Regions from separate parts of the Homo sapiens genome. Here all the other regions are linked to region 2. The links are chromatin loops, found by intact Hi-C in ENCODE. Cell type or tissue: dorsolateral prefrontal cortex. All regions are shown on one strand. Region 1 overlaps COPE (coat protein complex I subunit epsilon). Region 2 overlaps REX1BD (required for excision 1-B domain containing). Region 3 overlaps CRTC1 (CREB regulated transcription coactivator 1). Region 4 has its middle 7.6 kb from the start of CRTC1. Region 5 overlaps COPE (coat protein complex I subunit epsilon). Region 6 overlaps UPF1 (UPF1 RNA helicase and ATPase). Region 7 overlaps ELL (elongation factor for RNA polymerase II).

Region 1 (4,000 bases), 320 kb before region 2:
GGAAAGGAATGTGCTTATTAAGGCCCACTGTTTTACTGGGGCCCGTTGTATGAAGGTGAAGTTTGGCAGTTACCCAAGAAATTTTCTTCCCACTCTCTCTCTGTCCGAGCTGTCTTTCTGTGTTTTACTGTCTCCTCTTTCTGGCTGCTTGTAGTTAGAAGTGATTTCCTGGCCGGGCGCGGTGGTTCACACCTGTAATTCCAGCACTTTGGGAGGCGGGCGGATCACCTGAGGTCAGGAGTTCGAGACCAGCCTGACCAACTTGGTGAAACCCCGTCTCTACTAAAAAATACAAAAATTAGCCGGGCATGGTGGCAGGCACCTTAATCCCAGCTACTTGGGAGGCAGAGGCAGGAGAATCGTTTGAACCCAGGAGGTGGAGGTTGCAGTGAGCCAAGATCCAGCCATTGCATTCAAGCCTGGGGAACAAGAGCGAGACTTCTCTATTAAAAAAAAAGAAAAAAGAAATTTCCTTAAAATTCATGAGGCTAGAAAGGGGGCTGGAACTTAAAGTGGCAGTGTTTGTCTGAGATGTTGGTGCTCTTACTATGTCAAAAGTGAGACCCTATCTCAAAAAAAAAAAAAAAAAAAGAAAAAAAGAATGTTTCTAGTAGGCTTTCTTGTCTTCACCAGAACCCGCCACTGGAAAAAGAAAAAAAAAAAGGCAGAGGGAGATTTGAGACACAGAGATGATGGAAGCAGAGATGGGAGTAATGTGGCTACAAACTGAGGAATGTAACAGTCACCAAAAGCTGGGAGAGGCAGGGAAGTATCCTCCCCTAGAGCCTTTGGAAGGAGTGTGGCCCTGCTGACACCTTGATTTGGGACTTCTGGCCTCCAGGACTGTGACTGTGAAGGAATACTTTTTTTTTTTTTTTTTTTTTTTTTGAGACAGGATCTCACTCTGTGTCACCCAGGCTGGAGTGCAGTGGCATCCTCCTCCTCCTGGGTTCAAGCGATTGTCCTGCCTCAGCCTCCCAAGTGGCTAGGATTACAGGTGCCCACCACCACACCCAGCTAATTTTTTTTTTGTTTTTTTGTTTTTGAGATGGAGTCTTGCCCTGTTGCCCAGGCTGGAGTGCAGTGGCACGATCTCAGCTCACCACAACCTCTGCCTCCCGGGTTCAAGCAGTTCTCCTGCCTCAGCCTCCCTAGTAGCTGGGACTACAGGCGTGTGCCACCACACCCAGCTAATTTTTGTATTTTTCCTAGTGATGGGGTTTCACTGTGTTGGCCAGGCTCGTCTGTAACTCCTGACCTCATGATCCGCCTGCCTCAGCCTCCCAAAGTGCTGGGATTATAGGCATGAGTTACCGTTCCTGGCCTAATTTTTGTATTTTTAGTAGAGACAGGGTTTTATCATGTTGGTCAGGCTGATCTCGAACTCTTGACCTCAAGTGATCTGCCCGCCTCAGCCTCCCACAGTGCTGGGATTACAGGTGTGAGCCACCACGCCTGGCCAGGAATACTTTTTTTTTTTGAGACAGAGTCTAACTCTGTCACCCAGGCTGGAGTGCAGTGGCACAATCTCAGCTCACTGCATCCTCCGCCTCCTGGGTTCACACCATTCTCCTGCCTCAGCCTTCAGAGTAGCTGGGATTACAGGTGCCTGCCACCACGCCCAGCTAATTTTTGTTTTTTTGTTTTTGAGATGGAGTCTTGCTCTGTTGCCCAGGCTGGAGTGTAGTGGCATGATCTCAGCTCACCACAACCTCTGCCTCCTGGGTTCAAGCGATTCTCCTGCCTCAGCCTCCCGAGTAGGTGGGATTACAGGCGTGCGCCACCACACCTGGCTAATTTTTGAGGAATACATTTTTTAAGCCATCTGGTCTGTGGTAGTTCATGACAGTGGCCTGAGCAACCTCAGCCCCACCTGAGGTGGCCCCAGGGAGAGCACCTGGCAGTCTTTGCCCTTTGCTGCCCCCAGCACTAGGCTACCATCATGACGTTTCTGGGTTTCTGACATTTGCCAGTTTGCCCACAAGATGGCAGGCACCGCCCAGCTGTTGGGGTTGAAGCAGCTCATAGGCCTTGAGTTGCTGACGGCCCAGTGCGGTCAGATCACTGGCTACAGGGACAGAAGGGAGGAGTTACTACCCCCAAGGTTTCTGGCTACAGGGCCCCCATCCTGTCACCCGCCTTCCCAAACAGTACCCTGATTCCTCAACCATGGCCACATCTTAAGCCACCTGGGGCCAGTGCTGGGGCCATCCTAGGGCCAGGTGACCTTGGTGGATGTGGCCTCCTGGCTTTGGTGGTTCCTGGGCTCCCAGGTGATCGTAGTGAGCCCTTGGGGTTGAAGAGCAATGCTCTCCCACCCCGGGGACACACATGCGTCCTGATGGTAGGATCGTCCCTGGAAGTCGAGGAAAACCACAACGGTTCCAGAGCCTCACGTCAGGGTCACGGTCTGCACATTTGTTGTTGTTATGCTTCCCGGCACTCTTGTCTCTCCAGTGCACTCTGCAGCCTCTGAGCACTTCCGCACGCACAGTCTCCTGGGCACCTGCATTTCACACAGGGGCGGCTGAGGCCACCCTGGTGCCCCCGATGGCGCCCCACTGTGTCCTCACTTTGAAAGCCCAACAGCCAGCTTTTGTCTCTTTTTTTTCCCTAAAGATAGACAGGGTCTCACTCTGTCACCCAGGCCAGAGTGCAGTGCAGTGGCATGATCATAGTCCACTGTAGCCTCGACCTCCCAGGCTCAAGCGATCCTCCTTCATGAACCTCCTGAGTCGCTGGGACTACAGGTGCATGCTACCACACCTGGCTAATATTTATAATTTTTTTATGGACACAGGGTCTCAGACCGGGCACGGTGGCTCATGCCTGTAATCCCAGCACTTTGGGAGGCCGAGGCGGCTGGTTCACAAGGTCAGGAGTTCAAGACCAGCCTGGCCAATATGGTGAAACCCCATCTCTACTAAAAATACATATAGTCGCGGCTACTCGGGAGACTGAGGCAGAAAAATCTCTTGAACCCAGGCGGCAGAGGTTGTAGTGAGCCGAGATACACGCCACTGCACTCCAACCTGGGTGACAGAGCAAGACTCCATCAAAAAAAAAAAAAAAAAAAAGACTATGCTTTTTGCTATGTTGCCTATGCTGGTCTCAAACTCCTGGGCTCAAGCAGTGCTCCTGCTTTGGCCTCCCAAAGCACTGGGTTTACAGGTGTGAGCCACCACACCTGGCCTGTCTTTTTTAACTGAGGGTGGCATGTGGCCCTGGGCTAGTCACCTAACTGAAGTCCACCTCAGAAGGTTGATTGAGAGTTACTTATTTATTTTTTATTGAGATGGAGTCTTGCTCTGTCACCTAGGCTGGAGTGCAATGGCGTGATCTCGGCTTACTACAGCCTCTATCTCCCGGGTTCAAGTGATTCTCTTGCCTCAGCCTCCTGAGTAGCTGGGATTATAGGCGCCCGCCACCACACCTGGCTAATTTTTGTATTTTTAAGTAGAGGCGGGGTTTCACCATGTTGGCCAGGCTGGTCTGGAACTCCTGACCTCTAATGATCCACCCACTTCGGCCTCCCAAAGTGCTGGGATTACAGGCATGAGCTACCATGCCCGGCCTATAATATGTTTCTTTGCATACTTGAAAAGGTACATATTTCACCTGTCCATCCCATTTGCAGGTGGGGCTCGATTTCTGCAGCCACCACCCTCCGCATGCCTTTGACATTCTTCTAGGAGTTATTTATTTAGATGGCATCTTGTTCCAAATCATAGCCAGATACCCACTCTGGCTACCAGGGCCTGAGCAGAAGCTGCTGGGTCCTCTTGGCAATGGCAGCCTGAGTCAGGCTGGGGCCAGGTCTGCGGCGGCCTGGGATGAGGACACGTTTGACATCCACGCTCCTCCCTCAGGCTGGGGAGAAGGAAGAGATGTGGCTTGGAATCTGTGGTTCTCGGCTTCAGAGGACAGGGCAGAGTGACTCCCCCTGGTTTGGGCACTGGGTCCTTTGACCCTGTGCCTTGACAGCTGGCAGGCCCTCTTG
Region 2 (4,000 bases):
GTGAGACACCATGCCCAGCCTGTTTCCTGATTGTCTCCAAGAGAGTAGAAGTCTCAAACTGGTGGCCCCCCCAGAGCTGAATGTGGCCCTTGGATCTATTTTCTTTGGCCTGTTGTTTGGAAAACAAAAAAAAAGTTTGACCAACTAGTAGAAATTTTAAACCCAGGAAGTTTTTACACAAATATCCTAGATTCCCTAGAAAAATAAATTATCTAGAAAATGTAACAGCATGGCCTACAGCCCCCACCAGCAGTGGTCTCCCCTTCTCAGGACCCTCACTCTCCATTTGCCCATCCCCATCTGGTCTGTTTTGGCCACTCAGACTCCCTCCTAAGAGGGGGCCAGTGAGTTTGAGACCCCTGCTTCTAAGGCCAATGGGCTGCCAACTCCCACTTTGATGGGCCTCAATTTCTCCTTCTGATCAAGGCAGGGGGATGGGAATGATTAGGTGCCTAGGTCTGCTTCCTCTTGCTGTCTGGGATTTCTCCGGGTCCACAGGCCTCTAGTCTCTCTTTTGTGAAATGAAACGAAAGCTGTTACTTGGAATGTCTGGCCTCCGTTTCCCCATCTGGAAGGTGGGGTCGAGAATCCCACTTGCCTTGGGCTGTTATGAGGGTTGGATGACATAATTTGTGGCAAGTGCCCACATGGTGGGTGCCACCTAAGTGTTTGCAGGCAGTTGGCATGGAGGTACTTATTGTCCCATCCCCCCAGGGTTTCACTGCAAGGGAGGCCGCTTTTTCTCAGGTGAGGACACTGAGGCTCTAGGAGGTCACACAGGTCTAAACTTAGTTCACCGGGAAGACCAAGCTCACTCTGGCTCGTGAGATGATAGGGAAACTGAGGCCCAGAGAGGGTCCCAGAGCTAGGGAGGGGTAGAGTCAGGCTCCAGCCAGCTCCCCAGCCCCTATCCTGGGCCCCTCCAGGTTCAGGGGTGGGCGGGAGCAAGCGCAGCCGGGAGGGGCCTGAGCCTTGGCCCCTGCTCGTGCCCGGCACCTGCGATTCTTGCACAGGAGCCAGCAGGCCGCTGCGTCCGCAGGGGAGGCTGGGGAGGCCGGGGAAGGCCAGCAGGGGCGGCGGGGGCCGGGGCCGTGCCAGGGCCTGTCAGCGGGTCCCCGGCTTTATTTATGACGTGAGGCCGATGTCCTTATCCGCCGGCCTGCTGGGGGCTGGCTGCAGCCGGCAGCTGGACCGACAGGCAGGCCTCCCACCTGGCCCTCCTGGCCCACTCCCTGTCCCATGGGCCCATGCTGGGGACAGTCCCATGGGGTCATCTTGCACTCGGTCTCCCTTCATCTGTCACTCTTCCTCTGTGTCTCTGTCTCGATCTCTTTGTCCCTATGTCCCCAGGGTTTCTGTCCTACCCTGATCAGGCCCTTTCCTCCTGGGCTGACACCCTTGGCTTTCACCCACCCTGCGTCTCCATCTCTCCATCCCTGGCCCCGGCTCTCTCATCCGTGCGTCTTTCTCCCTTTCTCTTTTTCGGCCCCCTGCTCTGTCTGTCTATCTCTATGTCTCATCCCCCCGGCTCTGGCCTCTCTCATTCTCCCCTCCCCCCACTCCACTCGCACCTGGCTCAGGCCACAGGAATCGGGTTCCTGGAGGAGATGTGGAGGAGGAGCCCCTTCCTTCCCCCTCCCCCCCACCTCCCCAGGGGCGCAGCCGGGCCAGGGGCGCAGCTGGGCTGCTGTGCAGGGCCGCGGGGAGGACTCGGTCCTTGAGAAACGGGGAGGGAGGTTCCCCGAGGGGAGCATGGTCCCGCCGCGCCGGGGTCTCCCCTCTCCTGCCCGCGCGCACCCCCTGCCGGGCGCGCTCTGACACTGCCGCTCCGCCCACCACCAGAGCGCCCGGGCCCGGGCGGCGGGGCGTGCGAACCGCGGGGCGGAGAGCCGAGCTCGGGGCCGGTGCGGCGCGAGCTCAAGCAGTTCCTGGGCTGGCTCAAGAAGCACGCGTACTGCTCCAACCTCAGCTTCCGCCTCTACGACCAGTGGCGAGCCTGGATGCAGAAGTCGCACAAGACCCGCAACCAGGTAGGAAGGAGGGACCCTCGGGCGTGGGGGTGGGGACAGGGAGCTGGGGGGGCCCAGAAAACAGGGGAGGGGGAAGACAGCAGGCTGTGGACGCAGGTCTGCAGCCCCCACGACACCTCTGCCTTCCTTCCAAGCACAGGACGAGGGGATCCTGCCCTCGGGCAGACGGGGCACGGCGAGAGGTAAGGTGGGCCTGAATGGGTGGGCGGGAGGGAGCAAGGGGAGGGCCCCTTCCGGTGGCTGCAGGTCTTGTTCACACCCCCACGCCTCCCAACCCCAGCCTTAGAGTCGCTGAGATGGAATCCGTCCTCTTCCTTTGTTATTCATCAGCATTTACTTAGCACTTACTGTATAACTGGCATTGTCTCCTTTAGCCTAAGAACATTCAATGCCCTGAAAATGTCCGAAGTGGAATCTCCTCCGAAATGAATGAACATACTCACCCTAGTTAGCACGCATGGGCGCCTACTGCATACTGGCTCCGCGCCAAGTGCTTTACCTGCAGCTCAGATAGCCTCGCCAAGGCCCGGAGAGGGGCAGGACCCTGCCCAAAGTCACACAGCCAGAAGCGGTGGGGACAGGACACGAATGAAGCCTCCTTCAGTGGCTCTGTGGTGCGGCCCTCTCCTGGACTCCCTGCTTAGCTTGGCTTCCCCTCTGCCTGCAGGTCCTGCCAGATAAGCTGTAGGGGCTCAGGCCACCCTCCCTGCCACGTGGAGACGCAGAGGCCGAACCCAAACTGGGGCCACCTCTGTACCCTCACTTCAGGGCACCTGAGCCACCCTCAGCAGGAGCTGGGGTGGCCCCTGAGCTCCAACGGCCATAACAGCTCTGACTCCCACGTGAGGCCACCTTTGGGTGCACCCCAGTGGGTGTGTGTGTGTGTGTGAGGGTTGGTTGAGTTGCCTAGAACCCCTGCCAGGGCTGGGGGTGAGAAGGGGAGTCATTACTCCCCATTACCTAGGGCCCCTCCAAAAGAGTCCTTTTAAATAAATGAGCTATTTAGGTGCTGTGATTGTGAAGGTGAGTTTGGGGCCTGCCTGGCCTGGGGTGGGGGCTGTGAGATTTGAGGGGAATGTGAGGCGTCTTAATGACCCTTTGAGATTAGAATTTTCACCTCCCAGGACTTCAGACTGTCTATCCAGTATTTGCAAGGTCTGATTCTGAACTCCTTGGAGAATGTGATTCAAAATACCTGAGCTGGCTGGCTGCAAAGGCTCATGCCTGTAATCCCAGAACTTTAGGAGGCCAAGCTGGGAGCACTGCTCAAGGCCAGGAGTTGGGGACCAGCCTGGGCAACAAAGGGAGACCTCATCTCTACTAAAAGCAAAAAATTGGCCAGGCGCCATGGCTCACGCCTGTAATCCCGCCACTTTGGGAGGTTGACATGGGTGGACCACATGAGGTCAGGAGTTCAAGACCAGCCTGACCAACATGGAGAAACCCCGTCTCTACTAAAAATACAAAATTAGCTGGGCGTGGTGGTGCATGCCTGTGATCCCAACTACTCAGGAGGCTGAGGCAGGCGAATCACTTGAACCCAGGAGGTGCAGATTGCAGTGAGCCGAGATCGTACCATTGTACTCCAGCCTGGGCAAAAAGAGCAAAACTCTATCTCAAAAAAAAAAAAAATTAACTGGGCTTGTGGTGGCATGTGCCTGTAGTCCCAGCTACTTGGGAGGCTGAGGCAGGAGGACTGCTTGAGCCTGGGGAAGTCAAGGCTGCAGTGAGCCACGATCTCGCCACTGCACTCCAGTCTGGGTGACACAGCAAGACCCTGTCTCAAGCAAAAAAACCTCAGTTTCTAGGGAGGGTGGGAGTCTTCTACCCACAATCCCTGGCCCTGTGGGGGCCCCCTCCCTAGGCACACTGGCTGCAGCACCCTTGTACACAGAGATGGCAGAGCGGCTACAGAGGAGGAGCTCTTTATTGTGGGAGGTGTCTGGAACTGCAGGAAGGTCAGCAGCGCA
Region 3 (4,000 bases), 93 kb before region 2:
AGGCAAATCCATAGAGACAGAAACCACATTAGTTGACCAGGTGTGGTGGCTCACACCTGCAATCGCAGCACTTTGGGAGGCCAAGGCGGGTGAATCACTTGAGGTCAGGAGTTCGAGACCAGCCTGCCCAACATGGCAAAACCCTGTCTCTACTCAAAAATACAAAAATTAGCCGGGTGTGGTGGCACCTGCCTGTAATCCCAGCCACTCAGGAGGCTGAGGCAGGAGAATCACTGGAATCCGGGAGGCAGAGGTTGTAGTGAGCTGAGATTGTGCCACTGCACTCCAGACTGGGTGACAGAGCTGAGACTCTGTCTCCAAAAAAAAAGAAAGCAAGCAACCAAAGCAGATTTGTGGCTGCCAGGGGCTGGGCAAGGGGGAGTGGGAAGTAACTGTTGATGGGGACAGGGTCTCTTTCTGGGGGTACGAAATGTTCTCAAGTTGACTGGTGTTGGCTGTGCAAATGTGAATATACTAAAAGCCACTGAGTGGCGGAATGCCATGGAAATGACATCTCAATAAAGCTGTTACAAAAACAAGCGGGGCCAGGCGCCGTGGCTCACACCTGTAATCCCAGCATTCCGAGAGGCCGAGGTGGGCGGATCACCTGAGGTCGGGAGTTCAAGACCAGCCTGACCAACATGGTGAAACCCCGTCTCTACTAAAAATACAAAATTACTCAGGCGTGGTGGTGCATGCCTGCAATTCCAGCTACTTGGGAGGCTGAGGCAGAAGAATCGCTTGAACCCAGGAGGCGGAGGTTGCAGTGAGTCAAGATCGCACCACCACACTCCAGCCTGGGCGACAGGGGGGGCTCCTCCTCAAAAAAACAAACAAACAAACAAACAAACAAAACAAGCAGGGAGGCTTCCCAGACCCCTCCCTCAGGGGAGATCCAAGCTCTTGCAGCCTCACCTGCCCTCCTCCCTGCTTTCCACCCATTCTCAAACTCGCCAAGTCATTCCCACCACAAGGCTCTGACTGTGCCTGTCCCCAATCTGAAGTGCTCTTCCCTGCTCTCTGGGGATGCTGTGTCACCCCTGTCCCAGCCACTCCTAGCACGTGGCTGAGCCACTTCTCTCCCAGCGTGTGCCACCTTCTGAGGGCGTCTGCTTCATTCGGATGCATTGATGCTCTCCTGTCCCCCCTAAAACTATGCTGGCTCCCCAAGAACACAGCCCCGTATGCCCTGTACACTGCAGGAGCCCCAGCACCCCAGGCTCTTGAGACATGCCAGACAATGAAAATTGTCATTTGATGGAATGAACGCGCTGCCCCAACTTTACAACTCAGGATTCTACGGCCCAGAGGGGTTGAGAAACCCACCCAGTGTCACACAGCAGAGCGCCATAGACAGCCTGCCTGTCACGCTGACCCAAGCCTAAGAGTGGGAGGGAACGCCCACACACCCACCCCTCCGCCCCAAGACCTGCAAACAGTCTCCCGACTTTACGCCCTGTCCCCCAACCCTTCAGTGCTTGTGCCCTGGTGAGGTCCCTGTCTTCTAGCCAAACATCTGCTGACTGGCCTTCCACGGCAGCAAGACACCTCAGGTGCCATCACCACCGGCAACTGTGAACAGACACGCATGAGTGACATGCTGTCCTTTGGAATTCAAAGGAGAGGAGCAGGTGCCGACCCGATCATGCCTCACCTGGCTGCAGGTGTGGCCAAACCCCTGCTGTCTACAGTATGGGAGGCAGCGCGCCATGGCTGCAGGAGGGAAGCCCACATCATATAGGTTCATTCACCTGCTCCAGGCACGGCGGACATGCCACTTGGACTGTGCAGTGGCCAGTCAAACTGGGAATAAGCTTGCCCACCCTGGTCGCAGCCTGCCAGAGATGGCACAGCCATATAGGTGGGAGCAAAGGATGGAACTCTACCTGACCAGGTGCAAAGCTCACACCCTGGCCCACCTCACTGTTACACCTCTAATCAAAAGTTTCTCAGCCTTGGCTGGGCACAGTGGCTCATGCCTGTAATCCCAGCAATTTGGGAGGCCGAGGTGGCCGGATCACCTGAGGTCAGGAGTTCGAGACCAGTCTGGCCAACATGGTCTCTACTACAAACCCCATCTCTGCTACAAATACAAAAATTAGCCAGGCATGGTAGCAGATGCCTGTAATCCCAGCTACTCGGGAGGCTGAGGAAGGAGAATCACTTGAACTCGGGAGGCAGAGGTTGCAGTGAGCCGAGATTGCGCCACTGCACTCCAGCCTGGGCAACAGAGCAAGAGTCTATCTCAAAAAAAAAAAAAAAAAAAAAAGTTTCTCAGTCTTGGCACTGCCGACATCTGGGGCCAGATTATTCCACACGATGGGGCCATCCTGTGCACTACATGTAGGGGGTTGGGCAGCATCCCAGCCTCCACCCACCAGATGCTAGAAGCACTCCCTAATCATGATGACCCAAAATGTCTCCAGACATCACCAAGTGTCCCCTGGGGGGCAGAATCACCCCCTGCCCCAGAAAGAGAACAATGCTTTGTGTCTAAAAATCTAGTGTGAACTCACCTCTGCCCAGAGCCCATGCTCCCCTGACCCCAGGTGATGAGGAAGATGGGAAATGGTTTCCAGGGCTGAAAGAACTGCCACCTGCATATCTTCAGAATCTTGTTTTTGTTTTTGTTTTGAGATGGAGTCTCACTCTGTTGCCAAGGCTGGAGTACAGTGACACAATCTCAGCTCACTGCAACCTCCACTTCCCAGGTTCAAGCGATTCTTCTGTCTAAGCCTCCCGAGTAGCTGGGATTACAGGCATGTGCCACCACACCCGACTAATTTTTGTATTTTTAGTGGAGACGGGTTTCACCATGTTGGCCAGGCTGGTCTCGAACTCCTGACCTCAGGTCATCCACTCACCTTGGCCTCCCAAAGTGCTGGGATTACAAGTGTGAGCCACTGCACTTGGCCTCAGAATTTTTCTAAATTCATTGACTGATGAATGGATAAACAAATACAATATATCCATACAACGGAATATTACTTGACCCTAAAAAGGAACGAAGCACTGATCCATGATACTACAGAGATGAACCTTGAAAACATGACGCTGAGTGAAAGATGCCAGTCACAAAAGGCCACGTGTTGTGTGATTCCATTTATATAAAATGCCCAGAATAGGAAAACCCACAGAGACAGAAGACAGCTTAGTGCTTGCCAGGGGCTAGGGGAGGGGGAATGGGGAGTGACTGTTAATGGGGACGGGGTTTCTTTCTGGGTGGATAAAAAATGTTCTGGAATTACAAAATAGGGGTGGTTGCACAACTCTGTGAATATACTAAAAACCACCAAACTGTACACTTTAAACAAGTAAATTGTATGATGTGTGAATCATATCTCAATAAAGCTATTATTTTAAAGAGATGTTTTCAACAACAATAATCTATTTCCAATCCCACGCAGAAACTGGACTTCTAATCAGAATGACACCCATGAACCTACTGTGACCCCTTTCTTCCGGTCACACTGCAAACATTTGACAACAACTGCATGCCAGCACACACCATGTGCTGGAGACAAAAAGAAGTGGCCACTCCTGCCTCAGAAGCCCTGATATGTGGGGGACACTCACGTGGAAGGATGCTCAAGTTGCACACTTTCTTCTTATTTTCTTTTTTTGAAATGGAGTTTCACTCTTGTCACCCAGGCTGGAGTACAGTAACATGATCTCGGCTCACTGCAACCTCCACCTCCCAGGTTCAAGTGATTCTCCCACCTCAACCTCCCCAGTAGCTGGGATTACAGGTAGCTACCACCACGTCCGGCTAATTTTTATATTTTTAGTACAGACAGGGTTTCACCACGTTGGCCAGGCTGGTCTCGAACTCCTAACCTCAGGTGATCCACTGCCTCAGCCTTCCAAAGTGCTGGGATTACAGGCATGAGCCACCACACCTGGCCATTTTCTTATTTTTTTTTCATTCATTCATTCACCAGCCATCTCTTTCTCTACATCCTGAGCAAGAATGTAGCTGCTTGGAGCTGGGAGGACAGAT
Region 4 (4,000 bases), 82 kb before region 2:
GGCAGAAACCAACCCTGAGGTTTTCACTTTCTTCCTTCATCAAAGGAACTTGCTGTCACCCAGTGTGGTCCAACACTGCTCCTCACAGCAGCCCTGCGGGCTTTGCAAAGCAGGGCAGATCCCACACTCCCATCGCACTTAAAAAAAAAAAAAATCTAAAGGCTTGGCGCAGTGGCTCATGCCTGTAATCCCAGCACTTTGGGAGGCAGAGGCAGGTGGGTCACCTGAGGTCAGGAGTTCAAGACCAGCCTGGCCAACATGGTGAAACCCCGTCTCTTAAAAAAAAAAAAAAATGAAAATTAGCTAGGCATGATGGTGGGTGCCTGTAATCCCAGCTACTCGGGAGGCTGAGGCAGGAGAATCGCTTGAACCCGGGAGGTGGAGGTTGCAGTGAGCCGAGATCGCACCATTGCACTCCAGCCTGGGAGACAGAGTGAGACTCCATCTCAAATAAAAAAAAAATACCCTCCTCCTGGCGGCTCCACATGCTTATGCTCGGCTCGGCTCTCGCTCCAGCCACACGGGCCTCTTCGCTGTTCCCTCTGCCTGGATTGCGCTCCTCCAAGATGCTTTCGTGGCTGGCTCCTTCTCGACTTGCAGGCCTCTGCTCTGAGAGACCCTCCTGAAGGGTCTAGCTGAAGTGGACCTCCAGCGTCTCTTCCCATGACCCAGAAACATCCCATTCTCTGAAGGCAGCTGTTTGTGCGGTCTCATCTGATCCCTTGTAGATTGAGCTGAGATTATGTTCGCCTTTCCCAAAGAGGCCAGGGCCAGGCCAGAGTTCCCTGTGTGCCTGTGGAATGTGGAAAGGGCACAGACACACGTGATTTCTTATGTGTTTTTGTTCATTCGTTTGTGCGTTTTTAAGACAGAGTCTTGCTCTGTCACCCAGGCTGGAGTGCAGTGGCGCGAACTCGGCTCACTGCAACCTCCACCTCCACACCTGTAATGTCAGCACTTTGGGGGACTGAGGTGGGCGGATCACCTGAGGTCAGGAGTTTGAGACCAGCCTGGCCAACATGGTGAAACACCGTCTCTACTAAAAATGCAAAAAAAACATTAACTAGGCGTGGTGGTGCACGCCTGTAAACCCAGCTACCTGGGAGGCTGAGGAAGGAGAATTGCTTGACCCGGGAGATCAAGAAACTCTTGAGCATTTCTGTGTGGTCCAACACTTATCAGTTGTCAAGCTGTGTGACAATGGAAAACTGTCTTCACCTCTCTGAGCCGCACTGCCCTCCTCTGCTAAATGTGGACAGTGGTGCTCCTCATAGCAGGCTCTTGGAAAGATGAAACAGATAACACATGGAAAGCACTTAGCTCAGTGCCTGCTTCATCCAAGCACTCAGCAACTGTTAGGAAAGCAAAACGCTACTTCGCCATGTTAGTTTTCATGCTTTGCTTCTCAGCTCTTCCTTATATGGGATCTTAGTCGATTTGGGGTACCCACGTCGTGTGGAGGTGAATTAGGGCCATTGGAGCTGAGAGGCAAAGAGGAAAACAATCCCTGGTCTGTCTTTGACTTCCAAAAGAGGCTCTCATCGTACAGAGTTTTTAAAGGGCAAAGCAAAAGCTGGGTCTGATCATGAAGAGAGAGGGAAAGGACCCAAGAGAAGCCAGCGATGCCCCTCCTTACGATAAGGTTACAGGAGGACCCAGGCCCCTCGTCCTCCCACCCAGGCTTTAGTGGTGGATGGAGGGTGGGACGGGGTGGGCCGCCAAGGAGGGTAGTGAGAGGCTGGAACTGGGCAGGCGGGGGACCCATGGTTCAAGTCTAGGGACCCAGCCACTTGTGCTGAGGGATAGATAGCTGAAGTGCGTGTTGGAAAACTGGTTGGTTGGCTGGATGCATTGGCTTGTGCCTATATTCTCAGCACTTTGGGAGGCAGAGGCAGGAGGACTGCTTGAGCTCAGGAGTTTGAAACCAGCCTGGGCAACATAGAGAGACTTGGGCATGCTCCCAGGGACACCTACAGTGTCCATGCCCTGAAACTTGGCCAAGGCCCCATTGACCTCCCTACATCCAGACCCCCATCCTGCTTTCCAAGATCCTGGGGCACTCACAGCCCCCACTCACCTGAAACAAACAAACAAAAAAGAGGGATATCTCGACCTCCAGGGGGCAGTGGCTGCTAAGGAGATGCAGAACGGGCCTTTCTTTTTGGTTGCCAGCATCAGGGTCCCCATCCAAGTTTGGGGAGTCCCCCCACAGAGGGAAGTTGGTCACCCTGCTAACAAGAGAGGCCCCCAAGCCAAGGGTGACCCATCGAACTATTGGCCGCGGTTCCCACCTATTCCTGCATCCCTGCCCTCTACAGTTCTTCCTTCCAGGTGGAAGACACTTCCCCATTCCAGATGTGGGGCTCAGCCATGTCATTTGCTTGGCCAAAGACTTATGGGCAGGTCAGGCATAGTGGCTCATGCCTGTAATCCCAGCACTTTGGGAGGCCAGGGCAGGTGGTTGACTTGAGGCCAGGAGTTCGAGACCAGCCTGGCCAACAAAGCGAAACCCCGTCTCTATTAAAAATACAAAACTTAGCCAGGTGTGGTGGCACATACCTGTAATCCCAGCTACTCGAGAGGCTGAGGCAAGAGAATCGCTTGATCTTGGGAGGTGGAGGTTGCTGTGAGCCGAGATTGCACCACTGCACTCCAGCCTGGGTGACAGAGCGAGATTCAGTCTCAAATAAATAAATAAATGAATAAGCTGCTCTTGGTGGCATGAGCGTATAGTTCTAGCTAGTCAGGAGGCTAAGGTGGGAGTATCACTTGAGCCCAGGAGGTCGAGGCTGCAGTGAACCATGATTGTGCCACTGCACTCCAGCCTGGGCAACAGAGCAAGACTCCATCTCAAAATAAAAAAAAAAAAGACTTACGGGCAGATGTGATAGTGTTTGAGTCCCGAACTGAGACCCTACGAGGCCTCACGTGATTCCACTTGTCCTCAGACACTTGCAGGAGGAAAATGTGCCCTGGCTAGCTGCTGTTCCAGCAGGAGGCAAGAACCCGTGGAGCAGGGACTCTGGGCTACTCTGCATCCTTGCACCTGTAAGCAGAGCTGCCCAGCCGAGGCCCGCCTAGAGCAGACACCACCTCTGCTGACTCACAGACATGTGAAAAACAAACGCTTATTGTTGCATGCCATTGAGACTTGGGGGTGTTTGTTGCACAGCAGTGGCTGACTAATACACACGAATGTACTCACTTTCACCACTCCTGGGACAGCTGGGGAATGGCGTGGGATACTGGTTGGGCCTCCGGGATGTTTCCATGCAGGCACAAGTGCTACAGAGAAACAGCATCGGGGCAGGGCCATCTGTTTTCTAGGGGCAGCTGTGGCTGAGTGCCCAGGGCAGATGGCAGTGCCAACGGAGGCGTCTGGATTCTGCAGTGGTGGCAGGATCGTCCTCTGGCATAATTTCAGCTGAAGGCCTAGTTGCCTCACGCCTTTGATTCCCTTGTTTACTTTTTTCTTTTTTCTTTTTTTTTTTTTTTTGGAGACAGGGTCTCACTGTGTTACCCAGGCTGGAGTGCAGTGGCACAATCACAGCTCACTGCAGCCTTGATCTTCAGGGCTCAACCTATCCTCACCTCACCCTCCTGTGTAGCTGGGACTACAGGTGCATGCCACTATGCCAGGCTAATTCTTCTATTTTTTGTAGAGACAGGGTTTTGCTGTGTTGCTGGTCTCCAACTCCTGAGCTCAAGAGATCTGCCTGCCTCAGCCTCCCAAAGTGCTGGGAATACAGTCTCTAAACCAAAAAAAAATAAAGAAAGAAAGAAAGAGAGAGGCATAGTCATGCCCCCTCCCAGAAATCATGGGCCACCAGTCATAACATCCTGGCACCTCTGACCTCCAGTCTCCTTGTTATGAGAAATAATGTCTGCACTGCAGAAAACACTAATGGCCAGATATGCTTGTCACCAAGCAGTTCCAAAATTATAATGTAAATGTGACAGATGCTGGAGTATTCCCATCTCATGTCAGGGTTTTTACTTG
Region 5 (4,000 bases), 310 kb before region 2:
CATACAGTGGCACAATCTTGGCTTACTGCAGCCTTGATCTCCCAGGCTCAAGTGATCATCCCACCTCAGCCTCCCGAATAGCTGGGACTACAGGCACGCATCACCATGCCTGGCTAATTTGTATATTTTTTAGAGATGGGGTTTTGCCTGGCCGGGCGCAGTGGCTCACACCTGTAATCCCAGCACTTTGGGAGGCCGAGGCGGGCGGATCACGAGGTCAGGAGATGGAGACCATCCTGGCTAACACGTGAAACCCCATCTCTACTAAAAATACAAAAAAAATTAGCCGGGCATGGTGGCGGGTGCCTGTAGTCCCAGCTACTCGGGAGGCTGAGGCGGGAGAATGGCATGAACCCGGGAGGCGGAGCTTGCAGTGAGCCAAGATCGCACCACTGCACTCCAGCCTGGGCGAAAGTGCGAGACTCCGTCTCAAAAAAAAAAAAAGAGAGATGGGGTTTTGCCATGTTGCCCAGGCTGGTCTCAAACTCCTGGGCTCAAGCGATCCGCCCAGTAATTGATTTTGTTGCTGTTGCTTGTTTTTGAGATGGTCTCCCTCTGTCACCCAGGCTGGAGTGCAGAGGTGTGACCACAGCTCACCGCAGCTTCAACCTCCCGGGCTGAAGCCATCCTCCTGCCTCAGCCTCCCAAGTAGTTGGGACTACAGGCGCCACCAGGCCCAGCTGACTTTCTTACTTTTTTGTAGAAAAAGGGGTCCTACTATGTTGCCCAGGGTGGTCTTGAACTCCTGGGCTTAAGCGATCCTGCCTTGGCCTCCCAAAGCGCTGGGGTTACAGGTGTGAGCCACAGTACCCGGCCCCATTGGTAATTGTAACACCTTAGGATGACAACATTACAGTACCAACGCTACGACAACTGGCAGTGTTTATACACCCTTGTGTGCTGGAGCCTCAGGAAGCTTTGTAAGATGGTCTTGGGAGCTCCTTGCTCCTCCCCTGCATGATCCCTGTAACATGGTCCCTCAGCACGGGGAAACAGACTCAGACCTGAAGTCACTTGTCTGTTGGACCTGGCACTGTGGCGAGCCCTCAGTGGAGCCTGGTTGGTATCAGACATGCCATGCCCTCAGTGACACCTCAGACACGGGCCCTGGGCAGACAGCCCCCAGATGCGCGTGGATGCTTACGGGGTCACAGAGCCACGTTTGAACCCAGAAGAACACCAGCTTTGGTCTAGGGTGGCCCCCTCACCTGCCTTCTCTTTTTAGCTGCTCAATAGCCATGGGGAATGGAGGGTCTGGGTCCAGTTAGGGACATGGAGGCATGGGTGACCTGTGCCCTCGGAGCTGAGCCGGTCCTCAGCCTTGCCTGGGCTCAAGCCTGGCCCTGGCCCGCAGCACACTGGCCATCTTCAGGGTGCAGCCAGCACCCTGGGCTCTCAGGGACTGAGGGCAGCTGCCCTGGCAGTGGGGGTGCCCCAGGGCTCCCATCCTTCTGCACGGCCCCTCGGCACCCAGGCCGACCTCCTGCTAGAAGACGTGGCCTTGAAGCCCACAGGGTTGATGGGTTATGGTCAGGAGTCCCAGCTGGGCCCACCAGCCTCCTCAGGAAGGCGGGTGAGGTTGGTGTGAGACTGACGGTGCCTCCTCATGTCCCCTTGGAGCGCCCCACCCCACATCTCCCGGCCTCGGGTCCTTGCCTGGCCCAGCATGAGAGGTGCTTCATAGGAACGGAGGGAGGACATGTCGGGACAGCTCGATGCTCGGCCTGCTGCTGCTCTGCACCCCCAGGGCCTGGCTCACCCTCTCTGGACCTGTCTGCTTCCAAGGAAGGGGACCCTCTGAGGTCCCACAGAGGCCACCCCAGCTGTGGGTCGTGAGCATCTCTGTCTTGCAGGGACAGCATCGTGGCCGAGCTGGACCGAGAGATGAGCAGGAGCGTGGACGTGACCAACACCACCTTCCTGCTCATGGCCGCCTCCATCTATCTCCACGACCAGAACCCGGATGCCGCCCTGCGTGCGCTGCACCAGGGGGACAGCCTGGAGTGGTGAGTGGCCTCCCTGCTCTGGGGCCAGCCCAGGGAGGCAAGTGCCCCCTGCCACATCTCCAGGCTGCGCACGGCCTCGCTGGCTGTCGTCATGGGAGCAGAGAAAGGTGGTGCTGAAATGAGGCCCTGGCCTGCTGTCCAGGCTCCAGCTCCCCTGCCCAGTGTGGGAGGCACTCCCATCTGCGCACCAGGCTGCAGATCCAAGGACACGGTGCCCAGGCTGCAACCCTCTGTTCCCAAGGGCAGAGCAGAAAGCGGCTTTGTCTCTGCTCGGTTTCTGTGTCCCCACCCCCCACGAAGCCTTCTGTGTCTCGGCCCTGGGCCCAGTCTCTCAGGCCTCCCCGGGCCCCCCATACCGGCCCTCCTCCAGGGCCCTCTGGGGTTGGGGTGCTGAAGCCCTGCAAGGTTGGTGCCCCCCTCCACCCTAGGATGTGACTCCGGGCCATGTCCAGGGCACTGGTCACAGAAAGTGTGTCAGTTCTTCCCCGTGAGCTGTCCCTGCAGTGCCTGCCTTCCACTGTGAGTTGCAAGCTGGGCATTTCATGGTCGCTGTGGATCTGCTCCCATCCCACCTCCATCCACAGAGGGCTTAGAATTGCAGGGCGAGCCAGGCATGGTGACATGCACCTATGTTTCCAGCTACTTGGGAGGCGGAAGCAGGAGTATCCCTTGAGTCTGGGAGGTGGAGGCTGCAGTGAGCCGTGATGGTGCCACTGCACTCCAGCCTGGGTGGCAGAGCCAGACCCTGACTCACACACAAAAAAGAAAATAAATAGGGATGTCACACTGTCGGCGAGCCGGCCGACTCGGTGCTGGTCCAGGTGCTGGCTCCTGTTGGCAGGAAAACAAGAACAAGAGGCCTCACGAGTAATTCGTGGTCACAGCCACCTGGGGCTGAGAGGGATGAGGGGACGAGGGGGCCTGCAGAGAGTGGGTGGCCCCAGGGCTCTGCTGCAGGTGCAGGTGCAGGGGCGGGTGCGTGGCCCTCCTCTAGGGCCTTGTTCCTGAGTGTTGATGCCTCCAGGGTGTCGAGTCCGGGCAGGGCCCTCCATCTGGAAGCACAGCCCATGGAGGCTGCTTCTCCAGATGGGCGGTGAGTGGGCCGGGGCCTGAAACCCCATCCTGGGTACCTCCCCCAGAGCTCCTGGGCCTGAGGAAGCTGAGCGGTGAAATGTGGGAGTGAGGGTGTCCTCCTCTGCTGGGCGGGGCTGGTGGTCCTAAGCACAGGACTTAGGAACATCCCAGACACACACAGTGAGCCCTGGGTGTGGAGCGGCCATGCAATGTGTCTGTGGCGACCCGCTGACCGCCCCCTCGCCCTGTCCTGCAGCACAGCCATGACAGTGCAGATCCTGCTGAAGCTGGACCGCCTGGACCTCGCCCGGTGAGCCCTCCTGCCCCTCTCCACCCGCACTGAGCCACAGCCCAGAGCGTCACAGCCCAGAGCGTCACAGCCCAGAGCGTCTGTGGTGCTGTCATTACTCTTGTTGTCTTTCCTTTCCATGGGGGTGGCTTGCTGTCGTTCAGCCCTTCCCTGCAGTATGTTGCCAGGGAGGAGGGCCATGGCTCTCTGTGCCTCAGTTTCTCTCTATGCAGTGGGTGGCAGGCCTCTCCCACAGGGTGAGGGTGGGCTTCATGGAGGGAGAGTGGAGGTTGTGCCTGGAGCAACATGTTACTTGACCAGCTTGTAACTGTGCCGTGGGGCTGGCGGGGCCTGCACGTGGCATCACCAGGTCGGAGGCCATGGCTGGGGGTCCAGGACTCCCCTGCTGCCGTTTCCAAAGCCCTTGCCTCAGAGTTGTTCACACTGTAGTTCCGTTGCCCTTCCCTGCGTTCCATCCTCCATGGAGTGAGTCTCTCCTGAGCTCTACCTTGTGGTGGCCACCCTGGGGGGCCATAGCTGGCCCCAGTCCCACCTTCCCAGGGCCTGCACGTGGTCAGACGGGCAGGGTGGCTCGGGCACTTAGTCGTGGGGTATGAGCATGCAGTGGAGC
Region 6 (4,000 bases), 270 kb before region 2:
TGACCCTCGACCCGCGCCTGTGCCACCCCCTGGCCCGGCCGCGGCGCGACGCCGAACCCGTGTTGGGCGGCGGCCCCGGGGGCGCTTGTCGCGCGCGGCGGCTGTACGTGAGCTTCCGCGAGGTGGGCTGGCACCGCTGGGTCATCGCGCCGCGCGGCTTCCTGGCCAACTACTGCCAGGGTCAGTGCGCGCTGCCCGTCGCGCTGTCGGGGTCCGGGGGGCCGCCGGCGCTCAACCACGCTGTGCTGCGCGCGCTCATGCACGCGGCCGCCCCGGGAGCCGCCGACCTGCCCTGCTGCGTGCCCGCGCGCCTGTCGCCCATCTCCGTGCTCTTCTTTGACAACAGCGACAACGTGGTGCTGCGGCAGTATGAGGACATGGTGGTGGACGAGTGCGGCTGCCGCTAACCCGGGGCGGGCAGGGACGCGGGCCCAACAATAAATGCCGCGTGGTCTGCTCCGCTGGTCTCCTTGGACTCCTTGCCTGGGTGGTGGGGAGGGCGCCCCTCAGTCTTGGTGATCGGATAGGCCTTTCCACCTCCAGGCCACCTGCCAGAGGCCTAACGCGCCACTCCGGGGAGCCGCCCGGACAGGCCCAGGTGCTGCCTACGGGAAGGGCCCAGGGGCAGGGGTCGCCCTTCAGTCCTGCAAGGCAGACCTGTCCCTTCTGGGCTTTGCCTGTCTCCCTCTGGCCTCCTTCACACCCCAACCCGTCACTCAGCCAAGGCAAAACCCCAGCACCCTCCACCCCCTGCAGTTTATCCAACCTTGGTGTGAAGTCAAAACTGTTTATTAATATTTGGTGACAAAAGAACTTAAATTGACCGAAAATCAAAAGTTACATTGCCTTGGTACAGTGCGCCTGGGTTTGTCAAGGCTGCTGCTACAAAGCTGGAGAACACAGCACAGGGCGAAGCAGAGGCAAAGCGGCCCAGCCCAACAGCCGGGATGGGGCAGGGAGCGTCCCTCAGGCCGCCGCGGGGTCACCGCGGAAACCTACCCGGTGCATGCCTCTACGCGGCCTACCGGAAGAAGGGGAAACCGAAAGCCCTAGAGCAATGGGAATAAATAAGAGTCCCTGCCAGAAGGAAGGTGGCCTGTGCGTCCCCGTCTGTCCCATGTAGAAGCCGGAATCTGGAGGTGTTCGGATCAGGGCCAGTGACAGCCCCAGGCCCGGGGCAGGGGAAGCTGGAGGCCTGGCCGCCAGGCAGAATGACACCCCAAGCCAGGCGTTCGAGGGGCTGGGGCAGCTCTCCTAAAATGACCCTCTGCCAATGACACCACACCCTCAGTCCCTTCACACAGAACGCGGTAATTTCTGTAACTTGTTTCCTTACCCCCCAGAAGCAGCAATCACCCCATCAGCAAAGTTGCCGGCAGGCAGAGCTCCCAATTTGGGCTTTCGGTGTGCAGCGCTCCGTGTCTAACCAGCACAGGGACTGTCGGTACCTCCTGGGGACGGGGACAGGGACAGGCCCTCTTGTCCTTCCACCAAATCTTCCAAAGGCCCCCGGGAAAAAGCCGTCAATCCGGGAACAGCCACCTTCTCGCCTCCTGGCCACAGGGCCAGTCCTGGCCAAGGCCCCTCGCAATGGGGCCAAAAGCACCTTCCTCACCGGTGCGGGGCCCTGCGCCGAGTCTAGGCGGGAAGCAGCTTGGCTTCTGAGTCCAGCGGAGAACGAGCAGCTTCCAGGCTCGGCGGGCGGCTACCCCAGCAGCCTGATGCCCCGCAGAAAGAAGCCACTGGAAGCTAAAACCAACAACAAAACTCCTCCGGCCGCGGCACAGGTGTTGCTCCTCTTCTCCAGTAGCGCTGGCTTGTTTAAACTGTTTCTGGAAGCTTCTCAAATCTCCCAGGTCCACCGCTAAGATTTTACAGACAAACTTAGGAAAGTATTCTTCAGTACTCCTTTAAAAGAATCTTGAAAAAAACAAAGAGAAAAACCCAAAACACCCTTATTTTCTTTAAATGAAGGCCCTCGGAGAACACAGGCAGCGCGACCTCGGCGCGTCCGGTAGGCGTGGACAGACGCGCCCTCCCGGGGCTCTGCCCCGCACGCTGCTGTCTTTGCAAGGAGCCTGCTCGGGCACAGAAATGCGAAGTTTTTTTTCCTGCTAAGACGTAGTCCCCTTTCAATCAAAGAGAAAAAGAAATAAAAGAACAGAGGAAAGGGCTACTCTGAGATGAGGGTCTTCCTCCCTCCGCCCTGGCCGCAGCCCCGATGGGACGGAGCGGGGCCTCCTGGTGGCCGCGGCTCCCGCGGGCCGGCCCCTCCTCCGCTCCCTCTGCTCCTCGCCGCCGCGGGCCAGCAGGGGGCGCTCGGCCTCGGCTCCTCTCCCTCGTGCGCTCTCCCTTCCTGTTGCTCACACAGTGGTGCTTCAGTTTTAGCAGTGGAAAACAGGTATCCGTTTATTTTTATTTTTTATTACCCAGAATAAGATGCTGATGGACTAAGCCACGTTGCTTAGCTCTTCCGCCGCCACCTGTCAGGAGGGAGAAGGGCAGGAGGCGGTGAGAGGCTGCGACCTGAGCCCCACAGGTACCCAGCACACAGGACAGTGAGGGAGAGCCCGAGCTGCCCTCCCCGACTCTGATGAGGAAACTGAGGTCCCGCGGTGGTCCCCGGAGCAGACAGGATGGGGTAGGGTGGGGTGAGGAGCCACCCTGACTAGCAGTGAAGGGCACAGGCCAAGCTGGCCCTGAGGGCCTATGACCCCCACCAGGCACAGCACACATTTCCAGATACCACCCCTCCAGTGCAGCTCCCTGGGGAGAGCCCCCTCCCATCCTTCTCCTTGAGGCTGGGGTGGGGCCAGGCCTGCTCCAGGGGGGCTTGCCTTTTAATACTGGGACAGCCCCGTCACCCCGCCATGCTGGTAAGCCCGCTCTCCCTGGTACGTGGAGTCCTGTGAGAGCGCCACGTCGATTTGTGATTTAAACTCGTCACCAAGGTAACTGTCCTGAAAGACAAGGTCAGGAGGTAAGCAAGCCACAGGCCAAGGGTGCTCACATCCACCCAGCCCTCAGCAGCCCCAGAGAAAAGAATGGAAAACCCGTCCCCAAACTAAGACCCAGGAGACCCACTCTGATGACCCCAGCCCAGGGACAGGTAATTCAGACAGTGGACATGGGCCAGGCCAGCTCTCTGGGGCTCTTCAGAGGGAATGTTTCAGGTGCATAGCCCCACCCTCACTCAGGTAAGTCCCGTCCCAGGGGCGGGCTCACCTGGGACAGCTCCGGCTGGGAGAGGCCGGGCTGGCTCATCTGGGAAGGCTGGCTCATGGAGATGTAGCCCTGCGTCAGGGCGCCCTGAGAGAAGGGCTGTGACGCCACATCCTGGCTGGCTTGGCTGTTGGGGAGGTTAGTCTGGCTGGGTCCAGGAAGCCCAAAGCGGTTCTTCTGGCGTCCCCCACGACCAGTCTTGCCTTTCGGGGTGCCTCGCCCTGAAAGACAGCAGTCCAGGGTGATCCGAAGGAGGCCAGGGCCTCGCAGACAAGCACACCCTCAAGAGCTCTCAGGAGGGCCACACCCAGCCGCAGCCACAGATGCTCACCTGCAGCAGGCCCGTTGGCTTGTCCAAAATAGCCAGGCGGTGGCATGGGTGGCATGACCAGGTTGAAGGGGATGGGAATGTTCATGGCAGCCACGTGGCTAGGGCCGGCACTGATCATGCCAATCTGGTCATGGGTCTGGAAGTACATGCTGGAAGGCCGGCCTGCAAATCACAGTGGAACACGGCAGGTGTCACCTGCCTCGGTCAAACCCCAGCGATACCCCACCCACCCCACCAGCCAGTCAGCCGGAGCTGCACATCTGTCCTGGCTCTGCCCAGGCTGAAGATGCGGATTCGCAGGACTCCATGTTAACTACAGCAGCCTGCCTGGGGCTGGGTGCTTGGGCAGGCACCTTCCCCGAGGAGAGTCTGCTGGGAATCATTGGCCTACACAGATCTTAAAAACTGAAAATTGGGGCCGGGCGTGTTGGCTCAAGCCTATAATCC
Region 7 (4,000 bases), 140 kb after region 2:
TAACGTTTTCATCTCCCTGTGGAGTCTCTTTTCAAATGTATTTTCGTGTTCCTCTGTTTTGAGGTCTGACGTTTGTTGCCTGGAAGCTGCAGTGCAGCCGTTGGGGACACTGCACAGCTTGGGGCCTCTGAATCCCGATGTGCCCTAGTCCTGGGCCCTGTTTCTTCTTCTCCTGAGGCCACACATCTGGCCATCCTGTTGTCCAGCTGTGGCCCAGGTAACTTCCCAACTGCCTGGAGGAGTGGCCCGAGCCTCTTTGCTGCCTGACAGCCCTGGGCTCACTGTCCTGCAGCCCCACCAGCAGTGATGAGGATCTGGAGTAGAGCTGTGGGGGATGGCCCTGCAGCAGTCTGTTGTCCCCTGAGGTCGTGGTGCCTCTTGCTCTGGGCCCTGGATTCTCTGGATCCTGCAGCAGTCACCACTCATGCTTCTGCTATGCTTTCCGGTGTCTTCACTCCTCCTTTTGTCTCTGCCTTGCCTGTCCAGTGGATGCAAATGCCTGTTCTCAGTTTTCTGTCTTTAACTGGGAGTTCTGTTTATGTCCACATGGCTCTCCTCTCAGGCCACCAGGGAAGTGACACCTGCAGTGGTCTGTAGCCTAGCCCATTTGTTAGGGAGATGGGCTCTGGGTGTCACTGGCTGGCAGAATGGCCACGGCCCTGGACTTAAGTCTCTCTGCAGGGCCTGGAGGGGCGCTAGGCTGCCCTGAGATGGCACAGCCCCCGGGAATTGAACAGTTGGGTCAGAGAGGATACCCATAAGCTGCAGGGTTGCTGGCGGGGGTGGGGGATTCCACTTGCCCAGATCACATGGAGCGGGAGAAGGGGCATGCACTGGGGTGTTTCTTCCCTTCTTCCCCAGCTGCATCACCTAGTCAAGCTGGTGGCCACTCTGCCGCCCTCCAGATCCTGCTGTGACCTGGGCTTCCAGGAAGGCTGTCTCATCCTAGGCCAGGGCCCTCCGTTCTCTTCTGCATTTTGGACAGTTTCTGCAGTGAGCGTTCTGAACAGGATGAACAGCTGTCTTTAAAAGCAGGGTCCAGCACCCTAGCGTGTGTCCCTGGTCTCTCCGGTAGCAGGCACCTACACAAAGTGATCCTCCTCTGGGCTCAGGGGGACAGTGAGTGGGGAAGTCCTCCTTTGGGTGAAGTCGGGGGCAGGATGGCCTCAGGCCCAGGCTCCTGTGACCCCTTGGCCCTGCTCTGGATTTGGGAGGAGGGGGGTCCCTTCCTTGAGGCATCTCCACCGGGCCCCCATGTGGATACAGGCCTGGGGCCCCTAGGCCCCCTCAGCACCTTCTGACCTAGCCCTGCCTCTCCTTCGCAGGAAGCTGTGCCAGCCACAGAGCACTGGCAGCCTCCTTGGAGACCCTGCTGCCTCCAGCCCCCCAGGCGAGCGTGGGCGCTCGGCCTCGCCCCCACAGGTAAGTGAGGCATGCCTGGGGTGACTGTCCCAAGCACCTGCAGGGCACTCTGTGCTGCATCAGTAACCCTTGTCACCTTCCTCACCAGCTCTTTGGAGCATGAGCTGCTCCAAGTTGAGCCGCCTCCCTCCGCCCAGGGACCAAGGGGGAAGCTGTCGGGTTGGGGTTGGGGGCAGATTCCTGCCAGTGTGGCCGCAGCACCCCAGTGTCACAGTGCGGAACCTGGGACGGGGGGCGGCTCCCTGATGTGGGCTCAACCCTGGGCTTCCTGCTCCTGTGTCACAGTTATCACTGGGGAAGCATGCTGAGCACAGCAGCGCTTTAGACCAGTCCCCAGGGGTGGCCCGCTCACACACTGGGCCCTGCCCTCCCCCTGCATCGATCCCAGCAGGCTGATGGGCCCCAGCTGAGGCCACCCTGAGCGGCACCTGGGACCTGACTTGGTGCTCGGGCGCCCCCATGTGGCCAGCGTGGGCCTTGCAGGCGGCGTTGGGTTTTCTAGCCAGGCCAGGGGATTGCCTGTTGCTGCTCAGCCACTCTGTGCTCCCCTCTAAAATGATCTCTGCTCCTCTCCAGAAGCGGCTGCAGCCTCCTGATTTCATCGACCCCCTAGCCAACAAGAAACCCCGGATATCGCACTTCACTCAGAGAGCTCAGCCTGCCGTCAACGGGAAGCTGGGCGTGCCCAATGGCCGTGAGGCCTTGCTGCCCACCCCGGGCCCACCAGCCAGCACGGACACCCTCAGCTCCAGCACTCACCTGCCCCCGCGGCTGGAGCCCCCGAGGGCCCACGACCCCCTGGCCGATGTCAGCAATGACCTGGGCCACAGCGGCCGAGACTGTGAGCACGGAGAGGCGGCTGCCCCAGCCCCCACTGTGCGCCTCGGCCTGCCCCTGCTGACGGACTGTGCCCAGCCCAGCAGGCCACACGGCAGCCCCTCGCGCAGCAAGCCCAAGAAGAAGTCCAAGAAGCACAAAGACAAGGAGAGGGCGGCTGAGGACAAGCCCCGGGCCCAGCTTCCAGACTGTGCACCTGCCACCCATGCCACCCCCGGAGCCCCAGCAGACACCCCAGGTAGGTGCCCAGGCAGGAGGGCGTTGCCGGGGCTCTAAGTACTGGCCCCACACCCGCCTCACCCTCATGGGGTGTCGAGGGGGCTCAAGCTGTAGAAGCCAGGGGAGGGGACCCTGTTGCCCCAGGCCCCATCAGATTTGCCCTGTGTGCCTGGCACCTGGCACCCTATGTTCCTGCACCTGGTCCTCTCCCTGCCTGTCTGGAGTGCCCGGTGCCACTTGCAGTCAATGTGCCAGGCCAGCACTGGGGGCCGGAGGCCCAGAGCCTTGTGGGGAACTGAGGCCGCAGAAGGGGCTAACATGCAGAGAGGAATGGGGCCCAGGCCCCAGCTCTGACTGCAGGGAAGCCCCAGGAGCCAGGGCCATGCTGAGGTCTGCTGGGGTTCAGGGAAGACAGTGGGGGCCCAGGCAAGCCAGCCCTATTCAGGGAGAGGCAGCACAGGTGCAGATGGGCAGATCCTGGTGGGAGAGGGATAGCACCTGGACCTCTGTAGGCACCGTGCGACTGTTGTGGACTGTAGGTTTCTGCTGTGGGGACAGGGCCTGGCAGGCTGGGATTGGGGAGCCAGGAGACCTGGGCGGCTCCGAGACCACAGCCCAGGCACCTAAACTGAGCAGCAGTAGCACCCGCCTAGCACCGTGGCCATGAGCCTGCGCAGCTGTTCATTTATAGGAACCAGCAGAAGCAGTGGCCAGCGTGCAGCGGCTGTTCCACCACCATGTGCGACAGGGGCTGCAGTGGTCCCATGTGGCGATGGCGGCCAGTTGCAGATGGCCACTTCGCTCTCGGCGCCAGCTGGCCCAGGGCAGCCCAGGTGGTGTCACCTGCTGTGCTTTTGGGTTGTGTCTCTGGGGAGGAGGCTGAGTCAGGGGATTCCTGGGATGAGGGTGGGAGCCCTTCTTTCATTATAGCTTTGCGTTGCTCAGAGGGCCATGCCCCGTCCCCTGCTGTGGCTGGAGAGCAGGTCCTCACAACTGTGGCTGGGTCTTACTGGATAGGAAGGAAGACTTTCGGGGTTGGGTCAGCCCTGCCTCGTGCTGGGCTTCCCACCTCCCGTGGGACTGCATGTGGGGGCCGACGGGGAGAAGGTGGCCTTACTCCCTGGGCAGCCTCTCTGACCAGGGCCATGCTCAGGGCAGGACTCCTGATTCCCAGGACACACCCACACCCCACAGCCAGACCTGGGCCACGATCAAATGGCAGGATCTGCCATTTGAGACCCTTGGCCCGGCTCCAGGGTCCACAGACCACTCTGGGCTGTGTCCCTTCCTTGGATGCCCAGTGCCTAGGTGCCAAGACAGGCCTGGGGACTCAAGGTGGTTTCCTGTCTGGCCTGGTGCGTGTTGGCCCCTAGGCAGTTCATCCCCGGCCCAGGGGCTGTCATCTCTACCACAGGTGAGAAAATGCAAAGCAGGGGTAGATGTCCCAAGCACCAAGAAAAGGACAGTGGAGGCACCAGAAGCTGAGCCTGGTGCTGGTGGTCCATGTTACCAGAGTCCTGAA

Evidence for each region. Hi-C counts contacts between places; a loop is a spot of excess contacts. Peaks named below come from ENCODE experiments on the same cell type or tissue, not always from the same donor. Only the 100,000 strongest peaks of a DNase experiment are listed, where the experiment ranks them.
Region 1: it touches region 2 in a loop (4-fold over the local background); 16 of 110 quality-filtered maps call a loop at or near these places.
Region 3: it touches region 2 in a loop (3-fold over the local background); 68 of 110 quality-filtered maps call a loop at or near these places.
Region 4: a loop joins it to region 2, with 2.7 times the contacts of the local background. A loop is called at or near these places in 68 of 110 quality-filtered maps.
Region 5: it touches region 2 in a loop (2.8-fold over the local background); 16 of 110 quality-filtered maps call a loop at or near these places.
Region 6: it touches region 2 in a loop (4-fold over the local background); 14 of 110 quality-filtered maps call a loop at or near these places.
Region 7: a loop joins it to region 2, with 2.8 times the contacts of the local background. A loop is called at or near these places in 34 of 110 quality-filtered maps.

Annotation. Positions count from the first base shown.
Region 1 is chr19:18,913,833-18,917,832 of GRCh38, reverse strand. The region is part of intron 1 of COPE (coat protein complex I subunit epsilon); the gene reads left to right. Among named protein-coding and RNA genes, the nearest start is that of COPE, 3.6 kb to the left of the region's middle. RefSeq lists an enhancer at 1-236. In dorsolateral prefrontal cortex, a CTCF peak has its summit at 1,978 (motif pointing right); a DNase peak (open chromatin) is centred at 2,012; H3K27ac peaks cover 2,435 bases.
Region 2 is chr19:18,592,277-18,596,276 of GRCh38, reverse strand. REX1BD (required for excision 1-B domain containing) reads right to left here. Exons shown (of 5, transcript NM_001100418.2): 5 at 3,940-4,000. It overlaps CRLF1 (cytokine receptor like factor 1), which reads left to right. Exons shown (of 9, transcript NM_004750.5): 7 at 1,843-2,030; 8 at 2,170-2,212; 9 at 2,698-3,040. The coding sequence ends at 2,711. Among named protein-coding and RNA genes, the nearest start is that of REX1BD, 5.5 kb to the right of the region's middle. RefSeq lists silencers at 1,587-1,976, 1,997-2,086 and an enhancer at 2,720-3,221. In dorsolateral prefrontal cortex, a CTCF peak has its summit at 1,806 (motif pointing left); a DNase peak (open chromatin) is centred at 1,851; H3K4me3 peaks cover 1,073 bases; H3K27ac peaks cover 2,121 bases.
Region 3 is chr19:18,685,281-18,689,280 of GRCh38, reverse strand. All of the region lies in intron 1 of CRTC1 (CREB regulated transcription coactivator 1), which reads right to left. Among named protein-coding and RNA genes, the nearest start is that of CRTC1, 3.6 kb to the right of the region's middle. In dorsolateral prefrontal cortex, no CTCF peak of the experiment used is centred here; no DNase peak of the experiment used is centred here.
Region 4 is chr19:18,674,081-18,678,080 of GRCh38, reverse strand. No RefSeq gene overlaps it. Among named protein-coding and RNA genes, the nearest start is that of CRTC1, 7.6 kb to the left of the region's middle. In dorsolateral prefrontal cortex, a CTCF peak has its summit at 2,119 (motif pointing right); a DNase peak (open chromatin) is centred at 3,330; H3K27ac peaks cover 1,547 bases.
Region 5 is chr19:18,904,966-18,908,965 of GRCh38, reverse strand. It overlaps COPE (coat protein complex I subunit epsilon), which reads left to right. Exons shown (of 10, transcript NM_007263.4): 4 at 1,854-2,006; 5 at 3,337-3,390. Among named protein-coding and RNA genes, the nearest start is that of GDF1, 11 kb to the right of the region's middle. In dorsolateral prefrontal cortex, no CTCF peak of the experiment used is centred here; DNase peaks (open chromatin) are centred at 2,225 and 2,808; H3K4me3 peaks cover 1,050 bases; H3K27ac peaks cover 3,643 bases.
Region 6 is chr19:18,865,004-18,869,003 of GRCh38, reverse strand. UPF1 (UPF1 RNA helicase and ATPase) reads right to left here. Exons shown (of 24, transcript NM_002911.4): 21 at 3,554-3,715; 22 at 3,226-3,443; 23 at 2,838-2,960; 24 at 774-2,483. The coding sequence ends at 2,841. CERS1 (ceramide synthase 1) reads left to right here. Exons shown (of 8, transcript NM_021267.5): 8 at 1-459. GDF1 (growth differentiation factor 1) reads left to right here. Exons shown (of 8, transcript NM_001492.6): 8 at 1-459. The coding sequence ends at 407. Among named protein-coding and RNA genes, the nearest start is that of CERS1, 29 kb to the left of the region's middle. RefSeq lists a silencer at 2,189-2,388. In dorsolateral prefrontal cortex, CTCF peaks have their summits at 2,094 and 2,294 (motif pointing right); DNase peaks (open chromatin) are centred at 423, 530 and 2,303; H3K27ac peaks cover 2,419 bases.
Region 7 is chr19:18,448,974-18,452,973 of GRCh38, reverse strand. ELL (elongation factor for RNA polymerase II) reads left to right here. Exons shown (of 12, transcript NM_006532.4): 7 at 1,326-1,422; 8 at 1,999-2,497. Among named protein-coding and RNA genes, the nearest start is that of ISYNA1, 13 kb to the right of the region's middle. RefSeq lists enhancers at 1,165-1,971, 1,972-2,778. In dorsolateral prefrontal cortex, CTCF peaks have their summits at 1,671 and 1,883 (motif pointing left); a DNase peak (open chromatin) is centred at 1,853; H3K27ac peaks cover 275 bases.